4 separate regions of the Homo sapiens genome follow, and all the other regions are linked to region 1. A link is a contact called in ENCODE Hi-C or POLR2A ChIA-PET data. All regions are on one chromosome and are shown on one strand. Each heading gives the region's core, a stretch centred on a gene start or an enhancer-like site at or near the end of the contact. The rest is flanking DNA. Distances are from core to core; before and after follow the strand shown. Region 1 holds the start of RNASE4 (ribonuclease A family member 4). Region 2 holds the start of TOX4 (TOX high mobility group box family member 4). Region 3 holds the start of CHD8 (chromodomain helicase DNA binding protein 8). Region 4 holds the start of METTL3 (methyltransferase 3, N6-adenosine-methyltransferase complex catalytic subunit).

Evidence for each region. A loop is a pair of places that touch in the nucleus more often than their neighbours do. ChIA-PET counts read pairs that join two places held with the same protein, here RNA polymerase II (POLR2A). Pooled maps may share reads with other maps.
Region 2: a loop to region 1 is called in a map of ascending aorta, with 13 times the contacts of the local background. The contact joins the promoter of TOX4 here to the promoter of RNASE4 in region 1. A Hi-C loop is called at or near these places in 3 of 168 maps with a recorded cell type or tissue (ascending aorta, naive thymus-derived CD4-positive, alpha-beta T cell and sigmoid colon), 1 of 37 single-sample maps with no recorded cell type and 18 of 50 pooled maps. POLR2A ChIA-PET finds 5 or more read pairs at or near these places in 3 of 52 experiments (A549, PC-9 and activated T-cell).
Region 3: a map of heart left ventricle shows a loop between it and region 1 (10-fold over the local background). The contact joins the promoter of CHD8 here to the promoter of RNASE4 in region 1. A Hi-C loop is called at or near these places in 3 of 168 maps with a recorded cell type or tissue (gastrocnemius medialis, heart left ventricle and naive thymus-derived CD4-positive, alpha-beta T cell), 2 of 37 single-sample maps with no recorded cell type and 14 of 50 pooled maps. POLR2A ChIA-PET finds 5 or more read pairs at or near these places in 3 of 52 experiments (A549, CD4-positive, alpha-beta memory T cell and activated B cell).
Region 4: a map of heart left ventricle shows a loop between it and region 1 (9-fold over the local background). The contact joins the promoter of METTL3 here to the promoter of RNASE4 in region 1. A Hi-C loop is called at or near these places in 1 of 168 maps with a recorded cell type or tissue (heart left ventricle), 1 of 37 single-sample maps with no recorded cell type and 13 of 50 pooled maps. POLR2A ChIA-PET finds 5 or more read pairs at or near these places in 1 of 52 experiments (HepG2).

The regions. Positions count from the first base shown.
Region 1 is chr14:20,683,156-20,687,256 of GRCh38, forward strand. RNASE4 (ribonuclease A family member 4) reads left to right here and starts at 1,405. Exons shown (of 2, transcript NM_002937.5): 1 at 1,405-1,603. TRY-GTA5-5 (tRNA-Tyr (anticodon GTA) 5-5) reads left to right here and starts at 118; the gene lies at 118-206. TRP-TGG3-2 (tRNA-Pro (anticodon TGG) 3-2) reads left to right here and starts at 861; the gene lies at 861-932. It also overlaps a transcript of ANG not described here. RefSeq lists enhancers at 1-96, 297-486, 627-756, 1,557-1,696 and silencers at 887-936, 1,207-1,326.
Region 2 is chr14:21,475,713-21,480,301 of GRCh38, forward strand. It overlaps TOX4 (TOX high mobility group box family member 4), which reads left to right and starts at 1,483. Exons shown (of 9, transcript NM_014828.4): 1 at 1,483-1,572; 2 at 1,784-1,852. The coding sequence starts at 1,567. RAB2B (RAB2B, member RAS oncogene family) reads right to left here and starts at 1,247. Exons shown (of 8, transcript NM_032846.4): 1 at 1,115-1,247; 2 at 816-887. The coding sequence starts at 1,160. RefSeq lists enhancers at 664-783, 1,364-1,433.
Region 3 is chr14:21,453,868-21,458,134 of GRCh38, forward strand. It overlaps CHD8 (chromodomain helicase DNA binding protein 8), which reads right to left and starts at 2,256. Exons shown (of 38, transcript NM_001170629.2): 1 at 2,165-2,256. It overlaps LOC124903283 (a long non-coding RNA gene), which reads left to right and starts at 2,530. Exons shown (of 2, transcript XR_007064064.1): 1 at 2,530-2,610. RefSeq lists enhancers at 1,999-2,688, 2,553-3,104, 2,719-2,768, 2,779-2,828, 3,105-3,656.
Region 4 is chr14:21,509,815-21,514,298 of GRCh38, forward strand. It overlaps METTL3 (methyltransferase 3, N6-adenosine-methyltransferase complex catalytic subunit), which reads right to left and starts at 1,526. Exons shown (of 11, transcript NM_019852.5): 1 at 1,310-1,526. The coding sequence starts at 1,409. RefSeq lists an enhancer at 1,569-1,808.

The DNA.
Region 1 (4,101 bases), core at 155-2,654:
AGCTGGCTTTGTGACTCTGCAGTAATTACTTTCCGGGTATAAAGAGATTTCTTTCTTTCCCGTCTCTGGTTAAGGATGTCTCGAGTAGGGATTTTTAGGAGAGTTGTTTCCGTGCTTCCTTCGATAGCTCAGCTGGTAGAGCGGAGGACTGTAGTACTTAATGTGTGGTCATCCTTAGGTCGCTGGTTCGATTCCGGCTCGAAGGAGACGCTGCTGTTTTGGGGTTTACGGTTGCTCTTCGTTTGTGCAAAAAATCTCTGTATCTTGACGTGATCAAATCTGTTTCTGTCTCTCACCCTTGTCCGAAGGAAACAGCTTAGCCGCGAGGTGGGCTGCGTTAATCGCGTCTTGAAAAGTTGGTTACCTTTCTGAAAGATAGTAGACCCGAATCGTCCCACCGTTGGGGGAAGGCACTGTTGTCTTACCGAAGTGTGTTATATTTTGGCTTCTACGTTAAGTCCAAAGGCCGGCAGATATATACGTATCGCGCGTCTGTCCTGGGGCTCAGTACCCTACAGCCTTGCAACCGAGCTCAGCTCTGGCCCTCGATCTCTATTTCAGCCCCCTCCAGGTTCCCTCCAGGCCCTAGCGGGCTTAAATCGCTCCCCGGGCTCAGTGAGACACAAGCATGTGACCTAAAGTCTAAAAAGCTGCCTTCCTTCACCCCATCCTGCATCTGGATCGAGGAGAATAAGCCAGAGAATAAGCCACACTTGAAACTTGGTGAAGATGGAAGGAATAACTAAATAAGGCCTAAGGGAAATGTCACAACAGAGGAAAAGAAACAAAACAAAAAACCTTCAGAACAGCAGGCGGAAAAGAGAAATTCAGAGTGATAGGAAGCACCACTCAGCTACAGTGGCTCGTTGGTCTAGGGGTATGATTCTCGCTTTGGGTGCGAGAGGTCCCGGGTTCAAATCCCGGACGAGCCCTCGTGGCTACTGTTTTTCCACCCCCTTTTGTCAACTACTGAAAAAAAGTCTCCGTTAAATTTGAAACACAAACTGTCTCGCGATGGGCTGTCCTGCCAAAGAAAGCAGCAGCGAATAAGTACGTGGCAGATGGTGCTGTCGACCAGTGTCAAGACCAAGTTTCATGGGTTCCTGGACGCTCAGCCAGGGGTAGTCTCTGAAGGGCCGCCTGGCAATTGGGAGCAGAAGCCAGTTTCCCGCCATCTGCTCTCCGTGGAGGCAGTGCTCTCGCGGCTGCTGCCCGTTGGGGTCCAGCTGAGGAAGGAGCGCGGATCCCAGGCTCGTTCTTTGCCTGGGCTGCCCCTGCGGCCCCTGGGGCGGGTGCTGCTGCGGCGCCAGCTCCAAGGGCGGATCCAGGCGGGAGGGGCCTCCTCGGAGAAGCGGGGCGCGGTCCCAACTACGCAGAGGCTGGCACGCCGACCCTCCACACCTCACCACGCCCCCATCTCCGTCCGTGTACACACACTCACACAAGGACGCCAACCCCACCTAGATGCAAAGCAGGATTCAAAAGAACATCTTTGCGTTTTCTACCGGCTCCCCATCATCGTACTAGGGAGGAAGAAGCGGGTGAGAAACAAAACTTCTTTCCATTGTCCTGCCCGTTTCTGCGGACTTGTTCTGAGGCCGAGGTAGGTTCACACTCCTGCTCCTCCTCCTCCTCTCTGGTAGCTTCATAAGGGGCGTTTAGGCCGGGGAGTCCTTTCCTAGTAGAGGCAGCTTGGGACTCCTTGGGGAGGAGTTTGCGGGACGGGGCTGGAGAGGGAGGAATGGGGAGGGACGTGAAAGTCCCGTATTTGTATGAGTTAACGACTTTACATTCCCACTCAGGTTTACTTTGCGCAGCTGGGCACAGATGCCAGCTTCTATTGATTAGTAGGCTTGGAGGGGGACCACAGAATCGCCGAACCTAAGGGAAGCCCTAGGAGGCCTGCACTTGCCCACAACTAAGAAAGCTTTGCTAGTTATTCAGGCTAATCACCAGCTTTTTGAAGCAGGCCTTAGTTTTTTGCAAGCGTAACTAACATTTGGGGATCGGTGTTTTCTGTTTACTCTCCTCTGCCTCCTCACCCTTAACCCACCCTCAGCCAGTGTTGTGCAATTCTTAGAGACACTTGCCAACAGCCTCTTCTCTAAGCCTTCCTACTGGAAGGTTGGGATCCTCCGTTTTCTCGCTCTGAGACAGCACGTCAAATGCTAATAGCAGCACATGAGTAAAGCGCAACATCTTTATTAAAACAATTTCAGCACCACTCAGGGGGCTAGGGAAATCTCAGATGAGCCAAGACCCTCCCTCGTGACAGTAAAAATCTTATAATCAAGTCATAATGTAATCAGTAGAAACCCAAGGGACATCATTATCTGTGGCACAGGACCACCTTCCCAGAAGCAGCCTCAGGTATTCAAGACTTACTTAACCACAGAGCCACTAACAAGTTTTGCAAGAGGATAGGTTTATTACATACGCTTCAATTCAAGCAATTCTTTTACTGATGACAAGCAGAGTAAAATAATTTTTGAATTTATGGTAATAGTCAATGTAGGTTTCCTTCGAACAGCAACTTTCAGTGGCCCCTTTAAAGTTAGCTCTGATTGTCTAGAAAGTACTAGTATGGAATATAAAAGTTGTGTGGGCCCGGCACGGTGGCTCATGCCTGTAATCCCAGCACTTTGGGAGGCCGAGGTGGGTGCATCACAAGATCAGGAGTTCGAGACCAGCCTGGCCAAGATGGTGAAACCTCGTCTCTACTAAAAATACAAAAATTAGCCGGGCACGGTGGTGAGCACCTGTAACCCCAGCTACTCGGGAGGCTGAGACAGGAGACTCTCTTGAACCTGGGAGGCGGAGGTTACAGTGAACAGAGATTGCGTCACTGCACTCTAGCCTGGGTGACAGAGCAAGACTCCGTCTTAAAAAAAAAAAAAAAAAAAATTGTGTGGTGCATTGGAAAGCTTCCAGGCCGGCGAATGCAATGAGTTCCTTGGGCAATACATGTCTCTTTCTCTGTTCCTCAGTTGGCTCTTCTTTAATATGAGGGGTGGACAGAGTCTCAGAGGCCCCTCCCACTCTTGTTCTATGACTCCATGGAGTGGTACGATGTTAGTAACAGGACATGAGGCACTCTAGTAATGTGGAGATGAACTATCGTTTGGCAGAGAGGATGGAAAAAATCATTCCAGGAAAAGAGGAATGGCTTTAGCTATTGTTGAAAACAGATAATCAGGTTATAAGCAGGCAAGAGTAAGAGGTTTGTCAAGTTATTGTTGGAAGCATTGGTCACTGTGACTCAAATTAAAGTAGCTGGATAAAAAAGTGGACCAATGAAGGTCAGTGAAACCTTTCTTTAGGAGTTTTTATTGAATCTGTATTTAAGCAGATTCTCTGTAATTCTCTGTAAACAGTTATTCCCGGAAGAATGCCATGAAATACTTGGGAAAGAGGGAATGGGAACAAAGAGTGAGTGGGCACAAAGCCCAGAGTTGGTTGAAAAGCAAATGTTTAATTTTTGTCTTTGTTTGGAAATACAGGCATGTCAGCAGGACTTTGTCCCCACTGTCCTTCAATCAGTAGTGTTGCCTCTTCCTGGAGACGTGGTTCTTCTTGCCACGTGTGCTTTTCCTTCTTTACCTGTTACTTCCGTTATTGAATAAGTTCATGCTTATAGACCTAAAGTGTTAGAATAATAAAGAAATATAGAAATTATTTAGTCCATTCTTCCCATCATCTAATTTTATAATTAGTCCTAAGACAGAATGATACATATATACTCTGTATGAAGGAGGAAAGTGCTCTAACACTAGGGTCCTTGGAAACAGGACCCGTGCATCCCGTGTCTGTGTGCAGGGACATTATTGGCTTGAGGGAGAGAGAGAAAAAAATCTCCAGGAAAGGGGAATGACTTTCAAGTTAAAGCTGTCTGAACATTTAAAAAATATATGAGGTTTTTTGCAATTGGCGATTCCTTCATTTGTATTAAAATTACTGACAAAGATGTGATGTTCCTTAATCATAGAATATAATTCCTTGTTGTATTTTAAACACAAATGACTAAGTGCTTAGATGCATTCTAATGAAATAGTAATTTTTCCCCCAAACCCTACTTTTCATTTCAACAAAACTTCCTTGTGC
Region 2 (4,589 bases), core at 233-2,732, 790 kb after region 1:
TTCCCTTTAAAATACCTTTTAGTTGATACTGCCAAATCCTTTTCTAACCCCATCAATTATTTGACTCTAAATAAATCCGTTAGGAACAGTGGTAGCTTCAGGTTTCCATACAGGTGGGACTTGGAAGTAGCAATATGGTAAGAATGGGGATGTAGGGGTTTATTTAGAAACTGCATTTGCATGGCAAGAAAGCTAGTTTCATATATGTTGTTTATTTGGACTGGGGTTACGGAGATAACGAAGAGGGGGTAGTTAAAAGCCTCTTCAGGCCATGCCTTATCACAAACGTGTGGGAAAGGTTAATATTTTCCAGGATCGCCAGTGCGTTTGAGGAACTGTTAACACACTCTTTCATTTAAAAGGAAAGTTTTTAGTTTTATTTGCCTATTAATTCTAAGGCAGGGATGACTCCTCAATTTGCTTCTTCACCAATATAAAAAATGTCCATGTATTGGTGTTTACTTTTTAAAAGTAAGGCTGGTATTAATTTACCTCAAAGCACAGATGAGTTCATAAATAAGCAGTTATGCTTTCGTGGGATTTTCCATAAACATACAAATTGTATTTGAAAAAAAATTATATGACGAGTCTATACCTCACACTCTAAAAAGTTACCTTTCAATTATATACTCTCCCTTACACTACTCCCCACATATCAACGTTTCATTGGTCACTTCATTAACATAAGTTTGGACTAGTTTAAAGTAGTGAGGGGTAACTTTTTACTTCGAACACTGAAGGCTGCTAACTTTCCACTTTAGCAATTTAGCTAGTCAGGTTTTATCATCTGTTCTGGAACAAGTAGATGCACTTACCTATTGTGAGGTCGTGGACAGGCTGGAACCGCTTATCTGTAAACTGCAGGAGGAGACATGACTTCCCCACACCTGAAAGAGAAAGCACACTCCCGGAATCACGCAGCCCTGGAACACCTTCCAGAGTATGGACTTCCCGGACCAGAGAAGGGGGGCTCCCGAGCCCCGCCCCCGGCCGCCCCGAACCGCCCCGCCCGTCTCGAATCGCCCAGCCCACAAAGTGAGCCCCGCCCCCGCCACCCAATTTGGGAGCTTCGAATGCCCGCCCGAGCCTTGAAGGCGAACCACCTGAGGGTTACCTGTGTCTCCGATGATGATATACTTGAAGAGATAAGCATAAGTCATGGTGTCGCGTCCTCTGGGTTCCGGGTCCGCCCGACTTCTATAGCCACTTACCTCCGACCTCTCTAGCCACTCAATCTACCGATCTTCTTCTTCTCCCCCTTCCCCCCGCTCCCCCGCCCCTCCGGCTCCTCTAGCCCAGATCACGTCTCTATTGCACTCCCCGGAATCATCCTTAGGTCGGGAGTACCCTACGCCACCTCCAGGGACGCTTCTAGCACTTCTACATGCCCTTATCCCTCCAAACTCCAGGGGGCGATAGCCCAGCGCCTGACTCTCTGCAGCCCCACGGCGCTCCTTCCAATCAGCAGAGAGAACACACGTCCTTGCGGAAGTGACGGCAGTTCCGAGTCCAGTGGGGGCGGTGGGAGCGATGAGGGTCTGAGACGGTGGGAGCGGTTGTGTGAAGATGGAGGTAGGAACCTGATAGCTAAGAAGGCTGGCGAGAGAACGCGGCCGACCGGGTTGAAGCAGGGACGGGAAGCCGGGCGGAGAGGCGACTGACGGGAGAGGAGAGAGAGCGGGGTTTGGGGAGTGTTGTCAGAATGTCAGGGTCAAAAGCCATCGCTCCAAGCTGACTCCCTGCTCCCCCTAACTTATCCCCGCGACTTTCTTTTGGTTTCCAGTTTCCCGGAGGAAATGACAATTACCTGACGATCACAGGGCCTTCGCACCCCTTCCTGTCAGGGGCCGAGGTGAGCCAGAGCTGCCGACGCCGCGGGGGTAGGGCCTGAGGCAGCGGTGGGGTAGGGTAGTGGGGAGGAGAGCACGGACTCCGGGGACGGGGGCTGGGAACCAAGGGCCGCAATTGGTGTTTAGAGAAAAGTGGCGGTTGCTTCTAGAGCCTGTGGGGACTATCTGGGGAAGTCTTGGGAAGTTGCTGTCATCAGAAAGCAAGGTATTGGAAAGAGATAACCTGTTTAAAGAGAAAAGGGATTCTGGATTAGAAGACAGAGTGGAATTGTCTCCTTTCTCTGGGGAGAAATAGCTACAGTAATCTTAGGGGATCGCAGTGGAAAGAAAATGTTTCAGCAGCTGAAGAAATTGGGGTTGAGGGGAGGAGCTTATTGGTTTTCTTTTGTTTTGAGACAGAGTCTCGCTTTATCGCCCAGGTTGAAGTGCAGTGGTGCGATCTCGGCTCACTGCAACCTCTGTCTCCTGGGTTCAAGCGATTCTCCTGCCTCAGCCTCCCGAGTAGCTGGGATTACAGGCGTGCGCCACCACGCTCGGCTAATTTTTGTATATTTAGTAGAGATGGCAGTTTCACCATATTGGCCAGGCTGGTTTCGAACTCCTGACCTCAGGTGATCCACCCACCTCGGCCTCCCGGAGTGCTGGGATTACAGGCCTGAGCCATTGCGCCCGGCCTAAATTTCCTACTTTGATAAAAAATTTGTGGTTACCTTTACCTACATGGTGTCAGCTTGTTTTGCTAATGTCAGGAGGAAAGGAAATAGCTGCTAGAGAATATAAAAGAGTTGAGTAGGACATGTGTTTCAATTTGCCAGTGACTCAGACGTTGGGCACATTACTTCATCTTTGTATGTCACAGTTTCCCCAGCTGTCAAACAGCTGTAATTATAGTTTCTTATGCTGTTTTAAAGTAGAAGTAAAGGTTATGATGAAACCCTGAAGTGTTCGTTAAAAAAGTTTGGTTGAAATATTGTCATAATATAGATATGTATCACTTGTTTGGGAGAGGCAAAAGAGAATGGTGGAACAGACAAAAATTTCTGTCTTTGAGAAACTGAAGTCTTGAACCATCTGCCATTTTTTGAGGACTTTTATATTTATTTTCAAAAGTGGTGTGGACCATTTGCATCAGTTTTTTTTACCAAGAATTGTCAGTGGCTGTTGCATGGGCTTATCCTATAATCCTAACGTTTTCATGGATGAAAATGGGGTTGACAAGGGCCAGTTGCTAGTTTAACTTTTTTTTTCTTTCTTTTTTTTTTTGAGACAGTCTCCCTGTAGCCCAGGCTGGAGTGCAGTAGCACGATCTTGGCTCACTGCAGCCTCCACCTCCTGGGCTCAAGTGATTCTCCTGCCTCAACCTCCCAAGTAGCTGGGAATACAGGTGTGCGCCACCACACCCAGCTAATTTTTTTTTTTTTTTTGAATTTTTGTAGAGACGGGGTTTCACCCTGTTACCCAGGCTCTTTAACTCCTGGCCTCAAGTGATCTGCCCGCCTCAGCCTCCTAAAGTGCTAGGATTACAGGCATGAGCCAATGTGCCCAGTGCCAGTTTAACTTTTTTGTTGCTTTTATTTATTATTCTCATAAGCAGGATAAGTGTGAATCTAGTATGCAGCAAACTTTGAAATGATATAAAACCTAAATCTGGGCCCAGCACAGTAGCTCGTGCCAGTAATCCCAACTGTTTGGGAGGCTGAGGCAGGAGAATTGCATGAGCCCAAGAGTTCTAGACCAGCTTGGGCAACGTGATCAAACTCTGTCTCTATAAAAGATAATAATAATTAATTTTAAAAAAACAGGTGAGGCGGGGTGCGGTGGCTCATGCCTGTAATCCCAGCACTTTGGGAGGCCAAGGAGGGCGGATCACGAGGTCAGGAGTTCGAGACCAGCCTGACCAACATGTGAAACCCCATCTCTACTAAAAATACAAAAATTAGCCGGGTGTGGTGGTGCGCGCCTGTAATCCCAGATACTCAGGAGGCTGAGGCAGGAGAATCGCTTGAACCTGGGAGGCAGAGGTTGCAGTGAGCCGAGATTGCGCCATTGTACTCCAGCCTAGGTGAACGAGTGAGACTCCATCTCAAACAAACAAACAAAAACAGCTAAAATCTGCTTGGTGCTTTGCACTCTTAGTTGCCATTTTCTTCTAAGTGAGATCTTCATTTTTAAATTTCATTATTTGAGTGTTGCAAATCTCACATTGGACTTACCTGCATGAAATTCCCAATTTCTCCTCAATCAGGTCTCCACAGTTTAAATTTTGTTATTTAGAGTGTTATAAATTTTACGTTGGCCTCGTTCATGAGAAAGTGCATTTTAAAATTAAATACAAGTAGCTTTCAAGTTTACCCACTGTTCTTAATTCTCTACCCCATTTATGAAGTTGAACAATCAAGAGGTAGCCACATTTAAAAAAGTGGTTCCTTTTTGCTTTTGCTTTTGTTTTTAATAGAGACAGGATCTCACCATGTTGTCCAGGCTGGTCTCAAATTCCTAGGCTCAAGCGATCCTCCCACCTTGGCCTCCCAAAGTACTAGTATTGTAGGTGTGAGCCACCATGCCAGGACAGAAGTGGTTCCTTTTCACATCAAGAAACTTCCCATGAAGAATCATGGTGTATAGTGAAGAAAAGTAAATTTAAAGTATTAACAAGTAATATTATAATAAAAAAGAAAGAAACTTTCCAGGTTTGAATCTGTCCTTTGTTTTTGTTTTTGTGACTTAAGAAATCTTATT
Region 3 (4,267 bases), core at 1,006-3,505, 770 kb after region 1:
TAATTTTGCTTAGAAAAGTGGCTCATGCCTGTAATCCCAGCACTTCGGGAGGCCGAGGCGGGAGGATCACGAGGTCAGAAGTTCAAGACCAGCCTAGCCAATATGGTGAAACCCCGTCTCTACTAAAAATAAAAAAAAAAATTAGCCAAGCATGGTGGCGGGCGCCTGTAATCCCAGCTACTCGGAAGGCTCAGGCAGGAGAATTACTTGAACCTGGGAGGCGGAGGTTGCAGTGAGCCGAGATCCTGCCACTGCACTCCAGCCTGGGTGACAGAGCAAGACTCCGTCTCAAAAAAAAAGAAAAGAAAAGAAAAGAAAAGAAAAGAAAAGAAAAGAAAAGAAAAGAAAAGAAAACTGACAAAACCAAAAGAGCAGATGCACAGGACAGATCAAACATGGAGAATACAAAAACTGTTCAAGTACTCATACACTGTTCCATTATATCCCTTATCCCAATCCATTACTCCTTTGCTATCCTCTGGCTGTGTCGCCCAGGCCGGAATGCAGGGGCACGATCTTGGCTCACTGCAATCTCCACCTCCAGGGTTCAAGCGATTTTCATGCCTTGGCCTCCCATGTAGCTGGGACTACAGGCACGCGTCACCATGCCCGGCTAATTTTTTTTTGTATTTTTTGTACTTTTAGAGACGGGGTTTCACCATGTTGGTCAGGCTGGTCTCGAACTCCTGACTTCAAGTGATCCGTCCGCCTCCACCTCCCAAAGTGCTGAGATTACAAGCGTGAGCCACTATTTCAGTTTTAAACTTTCTCCTAAGCCTGTCTCTTCAAACTTGCCTACTCTCTCTTTGGCCAATATCTTTCACTTGCCTTCAGATCCACTGACACGCCTCTCTTGCAGCAGAAGGTCTTCTTACATGGAAAATGTTTTTCTTATCATAACTCTTTTTTTAAGGGTTGGGATAATTCCAAAGTACTTGAAATAAGTTTCTCATATCTTGCTCTATGAGGTTGACTAGAATTTGTTCTGAAACCTATTGGATGACCAATACAAAAGAAATTCCTAAGCAGAAGACACGATCTAATTAACTAACACAGGACACGATTCAAATCACAAACTCACTTTCGATATGTAATGTGCCCCACACCAGATGACTTCAGCATATGCTAACCTAGGCTGAGAATCCTTGACTGAGTCGACAAACTCAGAAAAGCATGGAGATGAAACGATCTGTAGACGCCGCTGTGATGGTAGGATGCAGCAGACACTGATAAGGCAGCTCCCCTGGCTTGTGTTTGGGGCGCTCCGCTGTTTATTCTTTAATAGAAAAAGACAGAGTTCTAAATCTTTGACTTCTGGCTCACTTTGCTTAGCCATACGAAAGAGATGGGTCCACTATATACCTTTTCTGTGAAGACCCTAACCGCTTCAAGACTGTCCCTTAAAAAGCAAGAGGCTGCTGCATTTATACAGCTGCTGCAGGGAAATTCCCTGCGACACTAGAGACAGGTAAATAAACTGCATTCGTTCCAAAGCAGGGGGAAGGGTCTTCTATCAGTGACGAGTTTACATAATGCAACGGAAAACCAGTGAGCTCTGCAGACCTGTCAAGGAGGATGCAAGGCTTGAGCTCCTCTCTTCCCACCATCTCTAAACATTCTCCAACAGCCTGCTCTTCACTGCCAGGAGACCCACAGAACTTACACCTGAGAATGAGTAACAATCTGCTTACGCTTACCCCATGCTTTCCTACCCACCTTTATTATTAAAATACAGAAGAAAAAAAAATAAAAAGAAGTAGAAAACCCTAACCACCTATTTCTGAATCCAAAGTATGGAGTAACCAAACGGGGCCGAGGAGTTTTCCCTTCTCTGAAGAGAGGAGAACAAGGCGCCGCCTCCAATCTACACTACGCCCAGTAATGCAATGACAAGCCCTGAAAACTCCACAGCGTCCCAAGCAGTCCCTCGCGGCTCGGCCCGGCTCGGACCCCGCGGCCCGGCAGCCACCCTCTCCCCCGGCCTCTCACAAAGGAGACTGGTTCAGTCCGGAGCATCACCCCGCACCTGATCCCTCACAACTGGGGGGCGAGCAGGGGGTGGAAGAGAGAGGAGAAGGAGTTACTTAAATCAAATCTCTGAGAGCCTCAGCTTTTGCTGACTCCTGGCCCAGCACTGAGGAGCGGGTGCGAGCGGGAAGCCTACCTGTGCAAGTCCTGGTACTTCCTTTCCAGGCAGCGTTTCAACTCACCCTCTCCGAGAACAAGGCGCCTTCCGGCGGAGCATGGCCAGCCCTCGCCTCAATCTAGCTTGCTAGTAGTCCATTCTCCCTAGGCTCCGCCCCCCTGCGCTCCCATCCGCCAATGGCAGCACCGAAGCCCGGCCTCTTCCAGCGAGCTAGTGTGAGCGCCATCCAGGAAGTCTCTTGAGGGTGGAAGGTCCTAGGAGGATGAGAAGGGTACGTAGGCGACCACAAATATGCCTGATTGAAAATAAAATCTGGCGGCGGCTCGCCTCTGACGACTCAGTTCACAGGCGGCCAGGCCCCTCGGCATCTTTTTTTGACCCCCGCCATTGGGGGCGCTGTGAACTAAAACAACACTTAGTTACCTACTTCTGGGAAGCCATCTTGGCTCGGACTCCGGGACTGGGTGAGAGTGCTTAAAGAATGTGAAGACCCTGTCGGTGTTCTGTCCGACTATCTAGGTCCAGCCCGAACATACTCTGCTGTATACACTTAGGAGGCCCCTCAGTCACGACGTGAAACCCTGGAGTAATGCCGTATGTGGTTACGGGCAACAACCACCACCACCCTCTCACTTAACTGTAGGAGTAAAGCAATTTTAACAAATCAAATAAGCAAAAATTAATTCTTCTAATGAGAGTGAAAGTTGCACTTTCCTAGGGTAATCCTTTATGGACACCTCACTCAAAATATCAGGACATGTATCTATTATAGGTGCTACTAAGCTTTAGGATTCACTGCAAATTTTCCAGTAGGGGCACTGTGAATCAGTTGGAAATCAAGAACAGGACTTAAGGAGGAATTCCTTTTTTTTTTTAAAGGCCTAATTTTTTTTTTTTTTTTTGAGATGGAGTCTCGCTCGGTCACCCAGGCTGGAGTGCAGTGGGGCGATCTCGGCTCACTGCAACCTCTGCCTCCCGGGTTCAAGCAATTCTCCTGTCTCAGCTTCCTGAGTAGCTGAGACTACAGGCTCCCGCCACCACGCCCAGCTAATTTTTGTATTTTTAGTAGAGACGGGGTTTCGCCATGTTGGTCAGGCTGGTTTCGAACTCCAGACCTCAAGTGATCCGCCCACCTCGGCCTCCCAAAGTGCTGGGATTACAGACATGAGCCACCATTCCTGGCCAAGAAATCTTTTTTAAAGTTGTGAGTGAGGGAATCCTTCCAGATTATTAAAGGAATTTCTCAAGGAGTAACATAATTGCATGGTCTTACATGATAGGAGCTCAGAGACATCAAGAAGTCATATGAGTGATAAGACTCGGCCTTAAGCTGGGCGCAGTGGCTCACGCCTGTAATCCCAGCACTTTGGGAGGCTGAGGCGGGTGGATCGCCTGAGGTCAGGAGTTCGAGAGCAGCCTGGCCAACATAGTGAAACCCCGTCTCTAGTAAAGATACAAAAAAAAATTAGCCGGGCGTGGTGGCAGACACCCATAATCCCAGCTACTCGGGAGGCTGAGGCAGGAGAATCGCTTGAACCCAGGAGGCGGAGGTTGTGGTGAGCCAAGATCTCACCACTGCACTCCAGCCTGGGCAACAAGAGCGAAATTCCATCTCAAAAAAAAAAAAAAAAAAAAAAAAAAAAAAAAAAAGACTTGGCCAAATACATTTCCCTGTGTATCAAAATCTGTCAGCCAAGACAGGCGCGGTAGCTCACGCCTGTAATCCCAGCACTTTGGGAGGCCGAGGCGGGTGGATCACCTAAGGTCCGGAGTTCAAGACCAGCCTGACCAACATGGAGAAACCCCGTCTCTACTAAAAATACAAAAGTAGCTGGGTGTGGTGGTGCATGCCTGTAACCCCAGCTACTCAGGAGGCTGAGGCAGGAAAATCACTTGAACTCGGGAGGCGGAGGTTGTGGTGAGCCTAGATCATGCCATTGCACTCCAGCCTGGGCAACAAGCGGGAAACTCTGTCTCAAAAAAAAAAAAAAAAAAAATCTGTCAACCAAATTCTCTCCTGGCTACTGCTGCCATTATATCAATTTGATGTTAGTATTAAGATTTATCAGAACAATGTGTTTGTCTGTAAATGCATATACAGATATAACCTTAATTATTAAT
Region 4 (4,484 bases), core at 276-2,775, 830 kb after region 1:
AATAAATCAATGAAGTTTCTAGAGCAAGGGAAAAAAAATTCTCCCTCTTAGGTAATTCAGGAACTACTCTGAGACTTGACTACTAATTATTGCCTGACCATATGACTTGCACTTCTTACTCCACTATCCTCCCCTCTTACCTCTTTAATTATCTAGGTCCTATATAGCCATAAAGGCCAAATTCAAGTGCCAATTCCACTATGATGGTTTTGATGGCTTCACTACCTACACCAGCTCTTGTTACTTCTCTTCATTGTACAGACTGTAGATTCATTCATTTGGTTTCGTACATATATCTTATCATATTCCTCACTTTTTGTAAGCGTCTCCCCTTGAATCCTATGCTTTTTAAACTTCTTGAGGACAGGGGCAATTTCTTCCTTATTTTTGTCTAATTAGACCCATGAACACTGTAGATACTCAAGAAAGGTAATTAATTAGGTGGGAGGATCCTGCCAGTGCATCTTCTATTTCTAGGGGCCAGAATACGAGCACATGAACCTAACATGATCTAGACAAGATTTAGAGATGCAGTTGAAGATACTGACAAATATTGGAACAATCTACCACAAAGGTGATACTGAGTCACTATTTTTGCAGAGCTTTGTTACTAGTTTGCCTTAAATAATTCAGAGTTTGTCCTGAGGGTAGGGAGTGGATAACAGTGAATTTAATCTTTTAAATTTCCTTCAAGTTTTATGATCGTGACACGGGGGCAACAGGAGAAGAGAAAAAGTTTGGAAACCAAACACAAATGTTTTCAGATTCCTGCTAGGTATGTAAATGGCTAAGTCAATGCCGGTAGGGGTACTCATTCAGAAACACCCAGTGCCACTCTGTACGGGCCACTAAATTGGGCACTGCGGATATAAAGGTTCATTCCTCGCTTACTGTACCCACAGCTGCCAAGAAATGACCACTACAAAACAGTCGTTATAACTGAGGGAACAAAGCGCCAAAGCAGCAACAAAAAGGGGTTCTTGCTGCTTCGCGGGATAGGGGGCTGAGCAGCCTCACAAAGGCGACGTCCTCGCAGTCTGAAGAGGAGTGGGCAAGGCGGACGAGGGTGGGGCTCAAGCGTCCGTCCGGTAAAAGTGAGCTGGAAGAACCGAGGCCCAGCGTGAGGAGGAACCGCGAACTACTTGCAGAAGGGCGAACGTCTGCTGCTGAAGGTGGAGAGGGAGTACCAATGTACGAGGCTTTATAGAAATGGCCGTTTGGTAAAGGGCAGTGACTCTGGAGCTTTTTCTCTAGGGATCCCGCCCGTCCTCCCCGGTTGAGCCTCGGCCCCAACAGCCCAGTGCCTCACCCAAGTGCCCCGAGTCCTGCTTCCGCCTCCGCTGCAGCCTCTCCCGCAGAGAGTCCAGCTGCTTCTTGTGGGCCTGGATAGAGCTCCACGTGTCCGACATCCTAGTCTCCCAGCCCTGACACCTCTCGAATAAGGCGCGGCGGACTAGCACCTCCCAGCACTCGCTCCAGGATATAGCCAATTCTCACGCGGACACCCCGAAGGCTAACCGGAAAATGACCCCTGGAGCTGAGCAAGACAGAAAAGTCATTTCCGGTGTCGCGCTTTCTTGGAAGCTATAAAGAGCCACGTTAGGTGTTGGCAGAGCGGCCGGTATAGTCCTCATACCCGCTCTCTCATGCTTCCGGACACAGTGAGGCTGTGGTTGCCATGTTGGTGACTGGCAGAGCGGCCATGTTGCTTATAGACGCGCATGCGGCCATGTTGAATATTCGGAGAGGAGTCCTGAGAGTTGACTTGTGTTAAAGTAGCACTCGTAGAGAGCAACACCATATAGTACAGTTTTGGGGGTTTTTTTCTTTTTTTTTTTTTTGAGACGGAGTTTCACTCTGTCGCCCTGGCTGGAGTGCAATGGCGCGATCTCGGCTCACAGCAACCTCCACCTCCCGGGTTCAAGTGATTATCCTGCCGCAGCCTCCCGAGTAGCTGGTATTACAGGCGCCCGCCACCACGCCCGGCAGATTTTTTGTATTTTTAGTAGAGACGGGGTTTCACTGTGTTGGCCAGGCCAGTCTCGAACTCCTCACCTCGTGATCCGCCCTCCTTGGCCTCCCAAAGTGCTAGGATTACAGGCGTGAGCCACCACACCCGGCCATAGTACAGATTTTTAAGATGAAGGATCACTAGTTCCTTTTGACAGTTTGGTACTAACATACCTTTTCCACTGAAGGTGGTGTTGGTTTGTTTCCATGCGTTCATTTACAAAAAAATAAAAAACACAACGGTGGTCCCCAATCTGAGGTGAGGAGGGGGCGGTGGTGGGTGCGGGCATGCTTCTTTGTGTTGACGAGGCGTGGGGAAGTGGGGAGGGCTGATGAAGGAAAAATCCGAGAGGTCTTCAAATACGTGATCTCTCTCTTAGGCTAAATTTACAAAGTACGTGTAATCTATTAAAATCGGGTTCCGACACTAAGAGGGCTTTGAGGTCCTGGTTGCGTTGTGTTTTTTGTTATGAGAGCTACCTGCATGAGTGTGTTCAGTTTGTGAAATGTAATTGAGCTGAACATTTTGGTGTGCACTTTTCTGTATGTGTAGTAAACTTAAATACAAGGTTGGTGGTGGTGGTTTTTCCTACAATCCTTTCTTTCTTTCTTTTTTTGACACATTTTCTTTTTTTTTTTTTTTTGAGATGGAGTCTCACTCACTCTGTCACCCAGGCTGGAGTGCAATGGCGTGGTCTCAGCTCACTGCAACCTCCGCCTCCTGGGTTCAAGCGATTCTCCTGCCTCAGCCTCCCGAATAGCTGGGATTACAGGCGCGTGCCACCACACCTGGCTAATTTTTTTTATTTTTAGTAGAGACAGGGTTTCACTATGTTGGCCAGGCTGGTCTCGAACTCCTGACCTCGTGATCTGCCCCTACGATCTGCCCCCCTGCCTCAGCCTCCCAAAGTGCTGGGATTACAGGCGTGAGCCACCGAGCCTGGCCTGACACAGAGTTTCATTCTTACTGCCCAGGCTGGTGTGCAGTGGTGTGATCTCAGCTCACTGCAACCTCCACCTCCTGGATTCTAGCTGCCTCAGCCTACCTAGTAGCAGGTATTACAGGGACCTGCCACCATGCCCAGTTAATTTTGTATTTTTAATAGAGATGGGGTTTCACCATGTTGGCCAGGCTGGTCTTGAACTCCTGACCTTAGCTCATCAGCCTGCCTTGGCTTTCCAACGTGCTGGGGTTACAGGCATGAGCCACCGGCTTGGCCTTTTGTTTGTTTGTTTGTTTTGTTTTTTTAATGGAGCTCCCTGAATGGAAACATTTCGGGAATCACTGACTTATCCAATGTCTACATGATGCCATACGCTGTTGTCCAAAAAATACAAAAAATAGTTTGACTGGCATGGCTCCTGTTTTCAAAGAGTTTATAATCTGGTCAAGGAGCTGTGAGCCAGTTTATTAATACTGAACCATCTTCACAGCATGAGGTAGCATGGGCATAGACTTTTTAAAAAACAAAAACAAAACAAAACAAAAAAACAGGAAAAAAAAAAACGTGATTTCAAAGAAGAGGAGGACTCCAAGTTTAATGACCCAGGAAGGCATTGGAAAGAAGCTGGAATCAAGGTTCAGGCTTAAAATGACCACTAAGGTTTCAGTAGGTGAAGGTATAGGAGGGAAATCCAGGTCTGGAATATGATAAAGGCAAAGGTCTAGACTAGAGGTAGGAAAGCGTGATGTGTGTTATGCCAATCTGGATTAGTTCGCCAGAACATAAAGATTTATATTTGGGAATATTGGGAGAAATTTTAGGTTTCCAAATTTGAGGCCAGATTGTAGAAGGTACATGGTACCTGAGTAAAGACTTGGCAATTTATTCAGAATACAATAGGAAACACTTAGGGTTTGTAAATAGGAATGTTTCAAAATTGATTTGCTGTTCTAGATAAATTGAGGTGAGGAGGAAGGAGATTTTGGAGAGGACAAAGATGGTTATTAGTCCATTGTAACTAAGTGTCTGATGAGAAGAACTGTAACTAAAAGCTGGTTATGAACAGTAATGAAAAGGAAGGGGTGAATATGAAGGGAGCTATTGAAAGATGTATGTGTATTGTAATATGACTTTTATCCATTCAGTAAGTATTGAGTGTTTACTATGTGTTAGATACTATGGAGATTTAGTAGTGATGAAAATACTCATTTCCATCTCATTTTCTGAACTTAATTTACTTTTAGGGAATTTACACTATCTATTGGGATGTGTAACTTTGTTTTTTTGTTTTTGTTTTATTGAGACAAGCCTCACTCTCACTGCTGGAGGGCAGTGGTGCAAAGAAGTAGCACAAGTACTCCTGAAAGTCAATCAAATCAAGGGCAGCTCCCAGAAGTTTTTGCTTTCACATTAACTCTGGGTAAATTATTACAGTGGCATATTGGGCAAATTTTAGAAGTACAGGAAGGCCTCTTAGCATGATCTTCTTGTAGAGAGATTCTTTTTAGACTCCTCTTGACCAGTTTGCTG